2 separate regions of the Mus musculus genome follow, and region 1 is linked to region 2. A link is a loop called in an ENCODE intact Hi-C map of the cell type or tissue named here. Cell type or tissue: left cerebral cortex. All regions are shown on one strand.

Evidence for each region. A loop is a pair of places that touch in the nucleus more often than their neighbours do. Peaks named below come from ENCODE experiments on the same cell type or tissue, not always from the same donor. Only the 100,000 strongest peaks of a DNase experiment are listed, where the experiment ranks them.
Region 1: it touches region 2 in a loop (2.2-fold over the local background); 7 of 42 quality-filtered maps call a loop at or near these places.

The regions. Positions count from the first base shown.
Region 1 is chr7:89,175,697-89,183,696 of GRCm38, forward strand. All of the region lies in intron 6 of Tmem135 (transmembrane protein 135), which reads right to left. Among named protein-coding and RNA genes, the nearest start is that of Tmem135, 160 kb to the right of the region's middle. In left cerebral cortex, a CTCF peak has its summit at 3,830 (motif pointing right); DNase peaks (open chromatin) are centred at 3,088, 5,501 and 5,778; H3K27ac peaks cover 732 bases.
Region 2 is chr7:89,331,229-89,339,228 of GRCm38, forward strand. Tmem135 (transmembrane protein 135) reads right to left here and starts at 7,559. Exons shown (of 15, transcript NM_028343.5): 1 at 7,220-7,559. The coding sequence starts at 7,360. In left cerebral cortex, no CTCF peak of the experiment used is centred here; DNase peaks (open chromatin) are centred at 4,648, 6,723 and 7,589; H3K4me3 peaks cover 2,472 bases; H3K27ac peaks cover 1,158 bases.

The sequences.
Region 1 (8,000 bases), 160 kb before region 2:
ACATTTAACCTGGTGCACGACCCTATAAAGTGGGAAAAGCTGTTGATTTTTACACAATGTCAACTCAGTACTGTAAATTGAGGCTTTTCCAAAGTTGACAGCACAGCAAGTTTTTCCAACTTCAAATTATATACATTCACATGTATATTACATTTTTATAAAATAGCCAATGATTATAGTCTGCTAAGGCTAGAGCTGTGTATCAGGCCAAAAACTAGATTAAAACAATTTTTACTTAGTTGGTTTTGTTTGTTTCCAGTACGGGGATCTGAACCTACGTTCTTACACTCCTCACACATGCCTAGAGGGTACTCACCACTGAGCTACATGACCAGGCTCCTTTTAAAATACTGTTTTAGTCACATTCGTTCCAAGTTAACCAGGCAGGACTTGTCCTTATGAGCTTACTACCTCCGTCCGCGAGGTTAAGTGAGGTCACAATGCCCATACCACCAAGACTGGATGAGCAAAGCCATTTGCATTCATAAAGCTATCCATAACAAAATAAAACTCATTCTCACTGCAAACAAAACAACCACTCTTCCTAACCTGCCTCAGTTAGAAGTGGAGACACGAGAGGCCAACTACATCTGAAGGGACCATGCATGTGTCACTCAACACAGCTAAGCTATCAGATGTTCCATAGGCGACAGGAGTTCATCACTTATAATTCCAATTGTAAGAAAGGAGAGCCAGCTGTTGCTACTTGGTTTTCCTCATTGGAGGCTTGGACTTCAACCCTCAGAATAGTGTTAGGGTTACCCCGACTTTCTGTAGAAAGGATGGAATTGCCTCTAGCTGTGTAGACTGACATGTGGCCTAGGGACAACGCCGAGAGGCTTACTTCACTGATCCTTCTGGTCAATATTCATCTACCATTTTAGACTTGTGGTTAGACCCCAAACAACTCATTTTTAATTCCCTTTCCCGACCTTACTACAGGAACTTAAAAGATAAATTTGTTTCTGAGCCTTGGATTTTCCAAGTGAAAATATATATACATATATATAAATAAAGAGTGTGGATTGAATGGTCTTTAAGATTCTTCATAACTTGGAGCTAGCGAGATGGCTCAGCAGGGGCATCTGATGCCAAGCATGATGCCCTGAGTTGAATCTCTAGTACCCATGATAGAAATACAATAGATATGCCCTCTACACATGGTAACACACACATGCACACATATACATAGTCTAAATACATAAATGGAAAATGAAAAGCTTCACAATTTAAAATTCCTGCAAAGTCATGCAAAATAGCTGCAAATTCATGATTCACTCAAACTTGATATGGTCCCAATTTTATTTTAAGCCTTACATTAAGTCACTATTATTGAATATATACTATATTTGTATATGAAAGGTTGAAATATTTAATTTAAAAGAGCACTGAAGATATCTCCTTATATATTCTATGTAGGATGCTGCACTCTGCCAGTCTCTCCAACATAAAGGCACTAAATACTAGTGAGGGAACTAAATACTCAAATATTTAAATTCAAGGAGCTTACCTAGCTCCAGAGTCATTGATATCATTTCCGTGTGTGGATTATCATTTCTGAGTTAAGTATAGTGACTATGAAGGGGGAACTGCACTCAGCATTTGCTAAAAAGGCGAGTTTTAGAAAAATGCTCTCACTTTCCTAGCTTCAAAAGAGAAAGATATACATACAATGTCATTTTAAGAAAATCATACTATCCAACAATTAACAAGTAAATAGAATAGAACATTAAGAAGCCTACTCCCCCCAAAAATGATTTAAAACATTTTTAGGTGCTAATAAAACTTAGGGTGTAGTTATGCTTGGCATAGGACACATGCTGGATTCCATCCCCACCCTCGCAGCAGCAGCAGCAGCTACCTGGATTGTGTTTGTGTCTCCACACTTGCTTCCATGTGCATGTATACATGTACACCATTCGGGTTCATCTATTTTCCTCCTTTAAGATGGATAAAGCTGAGCTATGAGGACTTTGTAAGAGTTCCAAGTATATCTATTTCCTTCTTCTAAAACCATCTCAACACAATTTCACCATTTTCTACTACATATATACTTCAAAATAGAGTAAAGAAAAAAGCAACTACTTTATTTCAAACTGCCCTTGTTGCATGACGAGGGACCTCTGTGGGGCACAGGGAAAGTGAAGTGAGGTGAAAACTTTAAGACCCAGAGGAGCTTAGGTTCTTCTACTCTGAGACTCTACCATGGTGAAAACTCCATTGCTTTCCAATACATCTGCATGGGGACTGTTTCTGAGCTTTTAGTATCCTGTCAGACACAAATCCAATCTTATGAGTGATGTGTTCTCACAGTCTGGGCAACAGTGCCTCAGAGCTCCACATTCTTACAGTCAAAGGCCTGGGTTCACCCACCAGCCAAGTGTCTGATAGACAGGCTCTGGACTCAAGCCTGTACTGGTTGCTAGTCTTAAGTGCAGGAACTTACTTTTGACTGTGAGCCACACCTTATTCTACTTGTACATTTGTAGAAATGGGGAAGTCATGCTTCAGAGGCCAGAGCCCAGGAGGCAGAAAGGAGAATCAAGTGAAGCCAGAAAGGGCCCCACTGAGCTCACCAGACAATGATGATTCCAGTCTTTGAAATACAAATGTTCAATGTAATAATATTCATGTACCTGTTTCCAAGGAGATAAATGGTAGGGTCCTGAACACAGATACTAAGATTTCTTAAATAGTATTTCACTACAAACAAGGAATCATTTTATTTAGCCTAGAAACACAACAGATACCTCTTAGAATTCTCTAAATGGAGGAGGCTTCATCAGAATCTAACATAAACATCTCCAGCCTTCTGTAATGAAGGGACATGGAACTGAAAATACAGCATGCGAGTTCAAGATTCTACACTTGGGTTCATACGGAATTCCGCCACAGAGCCTTTGTGCTTTAGAGCACAAGGCTATTATACTCAGTATATTTTGGTTCTTGTTACAAAACAAAAAGTATGAAGGTGGGAACAGCTTGGCACAGTGTGAGAAGGGAGAACGTCACAGCAGCCCACTGTGAAGAAATATGCTGAGCCATGTCACCAGGGAAGACAGCCTTGAGGGAGAAGCAGGCCAAAACTGCTCTACACCACATTTGGGAGGATATGACAAATAGGGTTGGATTTATTCCTGAAAGTTGTGGCATAACTCACAGATTTATAATGAAGCAGCTGGCAGAGTAGCCTGTGTTGGCCCTAAGGGGATGTGGGAAGCAAACCAGGAGTTGGGAAGGGTTTCATTTCAGAGTTGCGAAGCTTTCAGAGTTGCAAGTCCTGCTGGCATTTCTACCTCAGGAAGTAAAACTCAGCCACCTTCTCAACTAAGACTGGTCTGAAAGCCTTGCTTTCAACAGCCAAAAGATCCAAAGCAGATACTTCATGTCTGATATCCATATTTAAAGCTCTGATTTCATTTATTTTATTCAAACCATCTCTCTCTACATAATTAGTGCAAAACTCAAATGTCCAATGTACAGAGTTTATCAAACAATGCCAGAGAAGGTAAAACAGTAAGAAGAAACCAAACAAAACAAAAGAAAATTATTGATAATGCCTATTACCTTTGAGGCCTTTAACTTTATTTATTTTGTGCAAATATATGTGTGTCTGCACATATGTGCATGAATTCTCGGGTGCCCGATGCAGGGATAGAGCTACTCCTCTGCAAGGGCAGCCAGTCCTCTGCACCACTGAGCCATCTCTCCAGCCCCATAGCTCAGAGCTCATAACTGCTAGCCCATCCTTCTAGCCACCTAGGTTTAGTTTAGGTTTGTTGTTGTTTTTAAGATTGATTGATTGATTGATTTAATGCATTTTTAATGGATTTTTATCTGCATGTACATTTGCACACCAGAAGAGGGAGCTGGATGCTATAAGACTACAGTTATAGACAGTTGTGAGCCTCCCTGTGGGGGCTGGGAATTGAACTCAGGCCTTCTGGAAGAGCAGCCAATCCTCTTTACTGCTGAGACATCTCTCCAGCCCCGCTAGTTTTCGTTTTACAGTAGCTGGAGGAGGAGTCTTGCTGCACTGTAGAGCCTGGTCTCTGATGCACGAGTTGAAGCCAGTTACTCAGCTTCCATAGAGTGCAGTGAGCAGTGGCTCTCAAGCTTTTCAGTGCCGTGAACCTTTAATACAGGTCCTCCTGTTGTGCTGACCCCCAGCCATAGAAGTATTTCTGCTGCTACTTCATAACTGTAATTTTGCTATTGCTGTGCGTCACAATGAAAATATTGTTGGAGATACAAGTTTGCTGAAGAGGGCTCAACCCACAGGTTGAAAACCACTACTCTAGAGGATGGTTTCAAGAAGGAAATACAGTGAGGTTGTCTGTAAATCATTGGTCAAGATCATAGCCTAGAATATGGTAGATATTCATTTAGTACATTTTAAGGTACTTTTTTCTTTTTCCTTAGAACGTCTTTCCTGACATTTGTAGCATTTTCTTCTCTTGGTATTCAAGTGTTTTATTATTTTCTTAGTCAATAATTACAGTTTAAAAAAATTAGTTGCAGGTCCAAGCAATGACTTATGCTCAGTGAAACAGCCCTTAACAATGCTAGATAGTTACAGCATTTAAAATGAACCACAACTCAAATTCTGGCTTTTCATCTTTCCCTTGACTACTGATAAGACAGTACATGAGGCTCCTTTGATGCTGAGTAAGGCCAGTGAGCCCTATTTCCCAGTGAGCTTTGGAGTCGCAATGGGAACCATGATGAGTGTGTACTATGCTACAACATGGCAGAGGTTGGATGGACTGCCTTTTTTACTTACATATTTTCACAGTGGGCTTATCAAAGCACAATTCCATCATAAGTCAGAGCATCTGAATAAGAGGTTTGTTCTATTATTTTATAACCACATCATTAAAGGGGGTAATCAGTAGTCAAAACAAAAATATCAATGGAGAAGAGATGGACCTGAAATTATAACAAACAAACAAAAGCAGCAGAAAGTACAGTACTCCTGAAGTCAAGTGTTATCAAGAATTACAAAAAGATCTTTGAACAAAATCAGATGAAAGGACTGTGGGTAAAATGGAAAATAGAAGCTCCCTTGGTCCAAGAAATAAATGAGAGGTCAGCTCAAGAAGCCATAATCATAAGCGATGACAGCTAAAACCAAAGAACTGCCCAAAGAAGCACTCAGGAGATTCCCCCACTGACTCTGACACAAAGCTGCTGAGGAAGCAGGGACTACCAAGAAGACAGATACGTCCTCCTACCCCAACACCAGTGTCAAAGAAAGGAAGGCTGGGGAAATGCAGCCAAAGGCTGAATTGGGCACAAAGACAAGGAATAACAAGGGGTGTGAGGAGGGAGACTGAACTGTGATCCACAAACAAGAAACTAAGATTTTCTGTGGGTACCTTGGAAGAAACGCTTTAATCTAAGAAAGAAGTGCCTTGCAACTATCTGGGCAAGAAAATGGGGGTGGGAGGTAGGGTAGTGACTAAGAAACAGCTGCTGAACTCACGACAAGTGAGAATGCGTCTGATTTGCAACTACACAGACAATACTAAAGTGGACAGAGAGAGGGCCAGAACCCTGGTAAAATGAACACTTCCAGCTGAAATGGTTGGTACACAATAGCACAGACATGACCACATAAGAACCTCAGACACTGAAAGCCAACTGGTGGAAGGCTGGCCATCCACTACATACAGAATAATGGCTGGGCATTTCCTCAAAGCATCAATCTATGCTGAAGGCTGGGAAAACCCAAGGAAAAGCTGAGACCCGCTGACAGCTGAGTAGAAACTCAATCCACAAGGTAACTGGTTCAAACACCAGGATAATGTATGCCAGCAAATCTGGTTTAACAGGTTTGAACTGGAGCCACAACTGCTCTCCCCTCCCCCACCAGTTCAGTTTGCTAAATGAATCACTGTGAGAGGATGCTGACTGATGCTGTAATTTCTAAAAAGAAAAAAATCTATTTTACATTTTACTGTCTTTTAAATAAAAAAAATACACTCTTGCAAAAATTTTCTTAATTATTTTGCTTCTTTATTTACTGGTTAATTAGGTTTTATGACTTTCTGTAAGGTTTTGGACCTCTTACGGACTATCCCATTATTCCACACACAACCCATACACTTTTTAATTCCTATCTCATTTCCACTCTCTCCCCTATTCTGTCTTCTTCTTAGCTACAACTCTCCACAACTTTAATAATGTTGATACTCTGTTAATGGGAACACCAACCACTCCAGCTTTACCCATTCATCTACTGTCTCCTCATTCCTTTCTCAACAGATACTAATCTATAGCTATAGACGCCCATTCCTAATCTCCTCAACCAGTTATATGAGTCCACACTGTGCCTTCACCCAACAGTTAGTGGTGTTAAAGGGTTGAGTCTGTAACTGACTATTATGGTCTTTGCAGACTGGGCTTGTCCAGCTGTAGTTGCTGCTTCTGCAATTAATAGTCTACAGTGGATTTTACCAAATGTCCTTCCTAAAAGATTGTGAGCTGGAAGTTTAGCTACTGAACTAAACCCCAATCAGTCCATGGGGACAGAACAACTCAATCCTTTACAATCTGACACTGCAAATGTCTCAACTAAAAGAATGGAGCTAACACAAAACAAAACAAAACAAAACAAAACAAAACAAAACAAAACAAAACACCCCTTCACTCACTGAGCTAATCCCAGATGTACAAGTTCCAGTACAGAAATGTAAGAAGTATGAGAAAGTGGAAACAGTATCACCTCTATGGATTAGATTGCAGTGGCAGTGACTTGGATGAAAGCCCACATAGAGAATTAAAATGAGTACTCATAAGAAGATTCAGTAAAGACAAAGGGAACACAAACCCCTGAATGATTCAAAGAGAACACAAACAAATCTGAATGAATAGTAAAGTCAGTTCAGGGCATGAAGAGGAAACTCAATAGAAATGTTGAAGAAAACAGAACTAATAAAAGTTTGAAAAATAAAAATAAAATCTAAAATTTTGTAAACAAGGATAAAGGAAAATGAAGCTTCACACTAGACCTCAAATTTTACAAATATGTGTGCATACACACACACACACATATACACACATATGTAGCTTCACACTAGACCTCAAATTTTACAATAATATGTGCATATATATATATGTATATATATATGTATGTATGTACACACACATACACACACACACACACACACACACACACATATCAAAACTGCCTTGAAGGCAAGTATAACTCCAGTGTTTTCCAACTATATTAAACATCTGTCCTTCGAGAAAAGCCCAGCAGTGTTATCATTACTGAGCTGCAAATAAGCCCCTTTGCTTGCAGAAATAATCTGCTCGACAGAATTTTACTAGCTGGGGTAAGGAACGAGGGTGGGGAAGGTGAAATCATTGCCCTTTGCAGACAGAAAACTTTCTACTTGGAACAGAGATAGATCTGACTCATCTAGAGCATATGGACTTTAAGATCCGTAACTGTAAACAGTAGGGTCCAGGCCTGGGTGGTCTGTGTTATGTCCAACAATATATAAATTGGCTTATCCTCAAAGTATATATTTCCATTTTATTATTCTGAGTCATGAAAATATTCAGTCTGTTAAAAAACAGAACCATTTTCAATCCAATCTTTCATCAAAAGGTCCACGTTTTCAATTCACAGTTGAGGACTCTTCTACTCATTAAATTCATGAAAAGATAAATGTCTTTACTGGCATCTTACAGAACATCTAAATAAACTGAAGGTACCCAGTGGGAAATAAACTGAGTGTTATGACTGTCTCTGTTAGTTTCTGCACACTGGCTAATAACAAGCCTAATGGATGAGACGGAAGGAGGAATGCCATGGTGTCACTTTTTCTCTCTGAGGATTTGGAACAGGATAGAAGCCATCTAATCCTTCTTCTAGATTGACTATGCCTCTCGGTTTCTTTAAATACTATGTCACAATGGCCACTGATGTTTAAATGTGTCTGAAAGAATATTTATCGATCTTATCAAAGATACCAATTATTTTCTGGAGG
Region 2 (8,000 bases):
CACAAAACTTACAAGAAATGCAGGAATAAAGATGGAGCAGAGATTGAGGGAATGGCCAACCAATGACTGCCCCAACTTGAGACATTCCATGGGAAAGAACCAATCCCTGACACTTTTAGTGATATTCTGCTATGCTTGCAGACAGGAAACTAGCATAACTGTCCTCTGAGGGGCTTCATGCAGCAGCTGATGAAAACAGATGCAGAGACTCACAGGCAAACATTAGGCAGGGCTGGGGACTCTTACAGAAGAGTTGGGGGAAGGAATGAGGAAGCAGGAGGGGTCAAGGACACCACAAGAAGACCTACAGAGTAAACTAACCTGGGCCCATGGGGGCTCACAGAAACTGAACCACAAACCAGAGTATGCACATGCTGGACCTAGTGCCCCCCACACACATATTTATAGCAGATGTGCAGCTTGTTCTTCATGTGGGCTCCCTAACAATAGGAGTGGGAGCTGTCTCTGGCTCTGCAGCCTACCTTTGGATCCCTTTCCTATAGCTGGGCGGCTCTGTCTGGCCTCAGTGGGAGAGGATGTCCTTAGTCCTGCTGTGACTTGATATACCTGGGTGGGTGGGTGGGTACTCATGGGGGTGGGGCTCCCTTTCTCTGAGGAAAAGGGGAGAGAAAGTAAGGGGAGGGAGTTTAAGGGTGTGGCTGGGAGGAGAGGAAGGAGGGAAGCTAGGATCAGGCTGTAAAGTGAATATATAAACAAATTAATAGAGAAATAAAAAAAAAAAAAGCTGAATTGCATTTGGGTCCCAAGTACAAGAACCCACCACAAATGTGAGATCCTGAATTTAAGTTCTATACTCTAGGACAGTGGTTCTCAACCTTCCTAATTCTATGATGCTTTAATGCAGTTCCTCATGCTGCGATGACCCCCTCCCACCCATAAAAGTATTTCATTGCTACTTCATAAGTGTAATTTTGCTACTTTTATGAATCATAATGTGAATATCTAATATGCAGGATATCTGATATGTGACGCTCCCCTCAAAGGGGTGATGACCCACAGGATGAGAATTACTGCTCTAGGTTGAGACACTGCCTGGGGAGACAGGTACAGAAAACAAGAAGTCCAGATGCTGACCAGACAAAAAGCGTTGACATGGACAGGACTGACCTAAGTGGTTGAAAATGTACCACTTAGAGGAAATCAGCCTCATGTTTAGAACCTGGAGCAAAGTTCCTCAGCTGAGAGTTACTCTAGAATATAAGAGCTCAGAACCTGAGGTCTGGTAGCCTGTCAACCTCTGGTTCAGACTAACTGCTGTGTAACACCAGTGGCTAGCACACACTTCTCCAAACAGGCTCACACCAACTTAAGTCTTATTAATAGTTAAGACCTTACAAGTTCATCTGGCACAACCCTGTCCCTTACCACACTCAGCAGTCCTCAACACTTAAGACTGACCTGGAAGGAGCCCTCTCTAATATACATGCCATCTTTTCTTGGTCCTGTATATACCTTTCTTTTTTCAATATAATGTTGCAATGCCTTTTAAGACATTTTATGCTTTTTTTTTTTACCTTATTGCTGTGTTATTTTTTTTTTAATTTTTTATTAGGTGCTGTGTTATTTTTCATAAAACTGTAAGACTATATTCACATATTTTTAATTACTGGACATTTTTTCTTTCTTCTCTTCTTTGAGGGGGCTGTTTCGCCTCTTTTCTAGTATGCATTTAGTAGTATTTTGAATTCTGACTTATCCTTATTTGAGGTGTTTTATTGTTGTGATTAAACATAAAGAAAATAGACTAAGCTAACAGCATACAGAATGTTCCCTGGGGCACACTTCCCAAATCTAGGGAAACAATACATAAGAAAACACAACCAGAACCGTAAATACACATGACAAGAGATGAACCCCTCCATAATATATTATAATCACAGGGCAAAAGCAAAAGAAACACCATTGGAGTTGTAAGAAAAGAACACCAGCTCACTCACAAATGCATGCTCATTAGAGTAACATCAAATCCCCCATTAGCAACTGTAAAACCAGGAAGCATAGATCAATACATTTCAAACCCTGCAGTGAAATAACCACCAACAAAGCTACTATGTTAAATTAACAAGGTAACGGAGATAAATTTCATGAAAGCAGGAAAGAACTTTTATGTGAACTGCAGAGAAGACTACATTTCTGTAGATATATTCAAAGTTCTTTTTGTCAATGGTATTTATTATATATTTAATATATTAATGTAAATATATAATAAAACATATTAAATATAATATATATATATATATATATATCTTTTACTATAAAATAGCAAACCCACAATACCAGGATGAGAAAGAAACAAACAAATCATTCAACCAATCACAAAAGCAACCAACAAAAATATATGGGTCAATAAAACTCTTCCAATAATAACTATAAATATAAATCACTTCAACTCCCCAGTAAAGAGATATAGACCAGTTGACAGAGTTAAAAACTATATCATGTCAGGTAATCTGTTGGGAAAAGCATTCCCCACTTATACACCCATAGCCTAAGGGTCAAGATATGAATCAGTCTACAATGAGAATGGAAACCAAAACCAAGTTGGTGTAGCTATTCTGACACTGGATAAACTAGTCTTCAAGCCACCATTAATCAGTAGAGACAAAGGCCATGACATATTGATAAAGTAAACAATTCATCAAGACATAAAATTGTAAAGACATATGTGTTGAATGTTGGATGCTGGAATTCACATCTTAATAATAATATAGTAATAATCATAAATATCAACAAATAAATAAATAAAATCATAAAAATATCATTATTATTAATATTAAAGGGCTTCAAAGTCAAGTGTGTACTGATACAAGAGTACTAGGCAACTTGAGTAACCCAGTCTTCTCTGGGTATATTATTGAAGCTAAAAATGAACACAGAAATTGCAAAGTTAAACTAAACCATTGATCAAAAAAATGTTAGGATACATATACAGAAATATGTCCTTCTCTCTAGCCCATGGTTACAAATAGAAAATGAGAAAGTCAAGTAACCAGCATTTGCAGCAACATAATCCTACTCCTAACACACTAAAAACTCAACCCATTTCTGTGAATGTTAACAAAAAAGAAAAAAATTAAAGATGAGGAATAAAAACAATAAAATATTGTTAAACAATACCACCCTTTGGAGGCAGGTTGTTTCAATAAAATGCATGATTGATTTGGTGAAAGGAAAAACAAATAAGGAGTCATTATCACTTATGAGTGTGTATATTTGAAGTCACCCATACACATAGCCACAGACCCAAGTTTCATTTACAGCTATGCTGAATCTCATCTTTCCAAGTTTGGTCTCTCTTTAGGGACTCCATACTTCCTAAGATAAGATCACACGTGTCAATATATTTACATAGAGAATAATGGTTCATATTAACAGCCATTCTTGGAGACTTAATGCTAGAGGTTTAAATGACCCCAGGATTGCCGAGTGAAAGGATTTAACGTAATCAAGTTCTCATGGGAGGGGGAGGAACTTTGTGTGATTAGAACTATATGAATTGATTTGCTATAACTTTCTGAAATGTATCTTTCTCTTTATCAAAAAGTGGACTGTAATGTATCAAAAGATGGCCTAGTCGGCCATCACTGGAAAGAGAGGCCCATTGGACACGCAAACTTTATATGCCCCAGTACAGGGGAACGCCAGGGCCAAAAGGGGGGAGTGGGTGGGTAGGGGAGTGGGGGTGGGTGGGTATGGGGGACTTATGGTATAGCATTGGAAATGTAAATGAGCTAAATACCTAATAAAAAATGGAAAAAAAAAGTGGACTGTATTAGCCACTGAATCATATTTGGCATTTTATATTCCTTTTATACTCGAATTATAAACTCTTCATCAGAATAAAAAATGAGGTGTCTACATTTCAAACCTGTTTTAAGCGGAAGGTAAATTCTAAGATGAAAAGAAGCCTGAAGGCAAATGCAGAGAACAAGAGAGTCCTGTGAGGAAAGCACAAGAGACAAAGACTGTCAGGCCCATTTCACAGGTTCCACAATACACTTCCTCATCAAGTCTTCCAGGCAAGCCACCTGCCCTTCAGATGTCTCCATTTCTATCACTGAAGACACCAGTTTCCCCCTGACTTATACTCCTATAAACATCAGCAGGTCCCCATGCTGTCCCCACATCCTCCATCCTCCTGTCCTGTTGAGTCTTCCAATGAGAATAATGCCTCTAAAACTGCCCTTTCATTTTCTCTGGCAGATGCCAAATACCACCCTGCTCCTGTACTACTCCAGCCTATCCACTCATACCTGAACTCATTCACAACTTCCCCATATGACTGGTTCTGAATAAAAGCTGCCTGCTCTAACAGGATTTCAATAGCAACTCCACCACATTGGGGGCTTATTATGTCACTTGCTATTCCTACACACTGCCACCCCACTCCAAGTCCAAACAACAGCCCTAGAACATGGGAAATTATCTTCTAGCACCTTAGAAACAGAGATTTTTCCTTTGCTCACGCTGCAAGTGATGCACAGGTGGGATTCCATGTGAGCTAAACCTCTCTCAACCACGAGGTAAAGCAACTACATCAACTCCTAAGTGGCCTTCCAACTCCAACTAGAGTGAGCGATGCAGGGTTCCTTGTCTTTAGGCAGCATGTGTTCCTTTAACCACCATAAGCTTATCCTTTTTTTTCTTACTACCCGAAGCAAGATTAATGGCTCTAATTTTTTGTTTTCTTATGCATGAAGTGAGGATAATCTGCAGATGGAGTCGCAGCTCTAGAGGATAAACGTGTGAAGAAGCAAACACAGAATGTTCAAGAGGAATTATAGTTCCCAACTACATTCAAGTCTTTGGATTTATACAATGTACAGGCTCTTGGTTTTACAAACTCTTGGATTTCTCCCTGGGGTCACAGTATTATCCCCCTCTACGGATACACACTCCACACATCTACACCATGAATAAATGCCCAAGCTTATTTTCAAAGTCAAAATGAAATTCCACTAACTCGGACTACAGTCAACTTCACTCCTGAGTGGCACTGGAGGAGAAAGGAAAGACAAAAAAAAAAAAAAAAATACATATTGTAGACACATTCTGACCTAGGGCTATAGTTCAGTTGGTAGACTGCCTACCTAGCATGCATAAGCCTCTGCATTTGATAGGAGAGCTGTATAAACCATGCATGATGGTGCATATCTGCAACCCAGGACTGGGAGGTCACCAGTGAATTAATTATCTTACCACATTTACACATACATACACACACACACACACACACACACACACACACACACACCAGGGCCAAAGTCAAATTCTACTGCTTAGCCTTGGTACCTGAAATAAGCTAAAATTTTCTAATCTCTACTTTACTTAAAATAAAATACAAGTCAGTTCTCACTAACCGCTTCACAGCCACTGATAAGCAGCAACATAAGATAGGAAATTTGTTCTCAAGTAGTATTTAATCTAGTTGAAAATGTAATAGTGACACAAGTCCTTTCTTGATCCCCACCAACCCTATCTTGTTAGAGTAGGAGAATCTCTGCTCCAGTTGCTTCCCTGAATTCCCCTAACACTGAATAGAATCAGTATATTGTTTATGCTGTAGATATAATACCAGGCATTCCACAAATATGTGTCGAATGAATGAACGAATGATGCTATAGATTTCAGGAGAAATTAAATTATAAACACTTCAACTAGTTCCTAATCCTTGAGGTTAAGAGTAATTTTTGAACAAATTACCTGGAATAGTTCTGCTTGCCTTTGTTTTGTGAGGGGTAGGAGATGGAGGAACAAGACAAGGATTCAGAACACAGGACCTTGAACATGCCACTAAGTTAAGTCCCCAGACTAGAAGAGTCTTCTTGTACGGCTGTTTAAGAGTCCAATGTATTTATAAGTGTTTACAGAAATCTGGGGCAGAGTTCAACAGCAGGACTCTTATCTTGAAAGTACAAGACAACAGGTTAGAATCCCAGCAACACCAAAATAATAATAACATAGTAACAAATATAAAACAATGGCTGGCCAGCATTCATATAGAAAAGCCAGTAACAACAGTCTTTAGGGAATGTATGTATATAGATACAGATAAACGTCTATATTGGTCAATGCTCTAGATCTTCACTTAACAAGGCTGGTATTCCCCAGTGTCTACACTACGTTAGATTTTATCAGAAATGTACTCTCTAGCCCCCACCAAGACCTACTGAATCAGAAATCCCATTCTAACATGATCCCTGGGGTTTCCTTAAAATACATTAAAGTGGGGAAGCACCAGTTTACATCATGAAAAGGGAACTTGGCTTCTGCAACCTCTCAGGGAGTCACTGTCTTTTCCTGTGTTCTGTCTATAATTACAAATTAGACTTCTCCATTAAGTTACAAACATAATCATACTGTCAAAGATGTCATCAGCCCAAATTACTACCTCAATGAGAAATAAGAATGGATCACTCATTGAGTATTGAACGAACTTTTAGGAAACATACAAAACATACAAAAATGATGTCTACCTTCTCAGCATACAGACAAATGGGAAAATGACAATGAACTTCAGTAGCCAAATAGCACATCTTCAGTGCCAGGATGTGGGAATTTTCTCCCACACAGTGGCACTCACTAGGAGAAGATATCTTTATCAGTTCTCGATGTTACTGGTAGGTTTCCAGATACTCTCTCTAAGCTTCCCTACTTGTAAATCTGTATAAGAAAATGACCTCAGCAACACGCCACTAAAACACCTTCAACGAAATCACCGCACAAAATCTCAAACCAGGAATCTACTCTGGGAACTTACGAAAGAACAAACCGTCAAGTGGCATCTCTGTCATCTCAAACAAGGACAAAATCTGTGACTAAGCAGGCTTGGGGTGGGGGTGGGGGGGTGTACAGAACACCCTTTTTCATATGAAAATGGGGCCGGAGAGTGGTAAAGTGGGCTGAGGGGACACTGTGTGCATGCATTGACTAAATATATACACAGCTCCAACATCTCTCCATCACAGAGTCTCTGAATCCAGGTTCTCAGAGCGATCAAGTGTAAGGCACTTGACCCTACCTGTCCAGAGCACATCCCCATCCTAGCAACAGGTGTCCAGTGACAGTTCACCATCGGGGTCCCCTCCCCCTCCTTCCGCCTAGGACTCCCCCCAGGCCTCTCACCACCCCTAAAGCTGACCTAGAAGCAACGAGCCCCGGGAGGCCCTGCACCTGCACCAGCGCCAGCCCTGCTCACCAGGTACAGGGGTGCGTAGATCCTGAGGGACTCCTCCAGGGCGCCCCAAGTGATCTGCAGGAAGGAGACCCTGCAGGAGGGGTGCCAAGTGTGGCCGATCTCGTAGCAGTTATGAGGGATGGACTTGCTGAGGGCCGCCATGACGAGTGGCGGTGGCAGCTGCGCGTGGTCAGGGGAACGCAGGGTTCGGCAGGGGCGGCAGACACGCAAGGGCGAGGCGGGCGCCGCGCGGGCCTCGGCGTGCGGGGTGCGAAAAGGTCACGGGAGCAGGTTACTCAAGGCCGGAGTCCTCGGATGTTGGCCGTCCGCGTATGGCAGCGCGAGGGGGCGGGGCGCGCACGACGGAGGCGGGGAGGGGAGGCGCATGCGCGCTCCCGCGGATGGGCGGGCTCCGGACGGGCAAAGGAAGCGAGCACCTTCACCCTCCGAATAGGAGCACGACTCAGAGAAGCACAACCGGGAGCGTGATGGTGGATCCCGCCTGGGTCGGGCTATATAGCTCAGCCCTTGTCCTGTCAAAGCCTGGCCAAAAAGAGCAGAGGGTAGTGGAACAAAAGGATTCTGTGTCTTTGCTGGGAGATGGAGGCACTTGCACCACTGTTGTCCCTCGTCCCATTGGTTCACCTAAGACTATCTGCGGTTGCAACACAACCTTCAACATTCTTGCTACTTGCTCAACCTCCTAAGCTCTATTGTGCCTGTGAAGTCTTGAAAATACTAATTTAGATGTGTTTAAATGCATGCTATATGGAAAGAGACAGTAGAGAGACCTGCCAGCCCC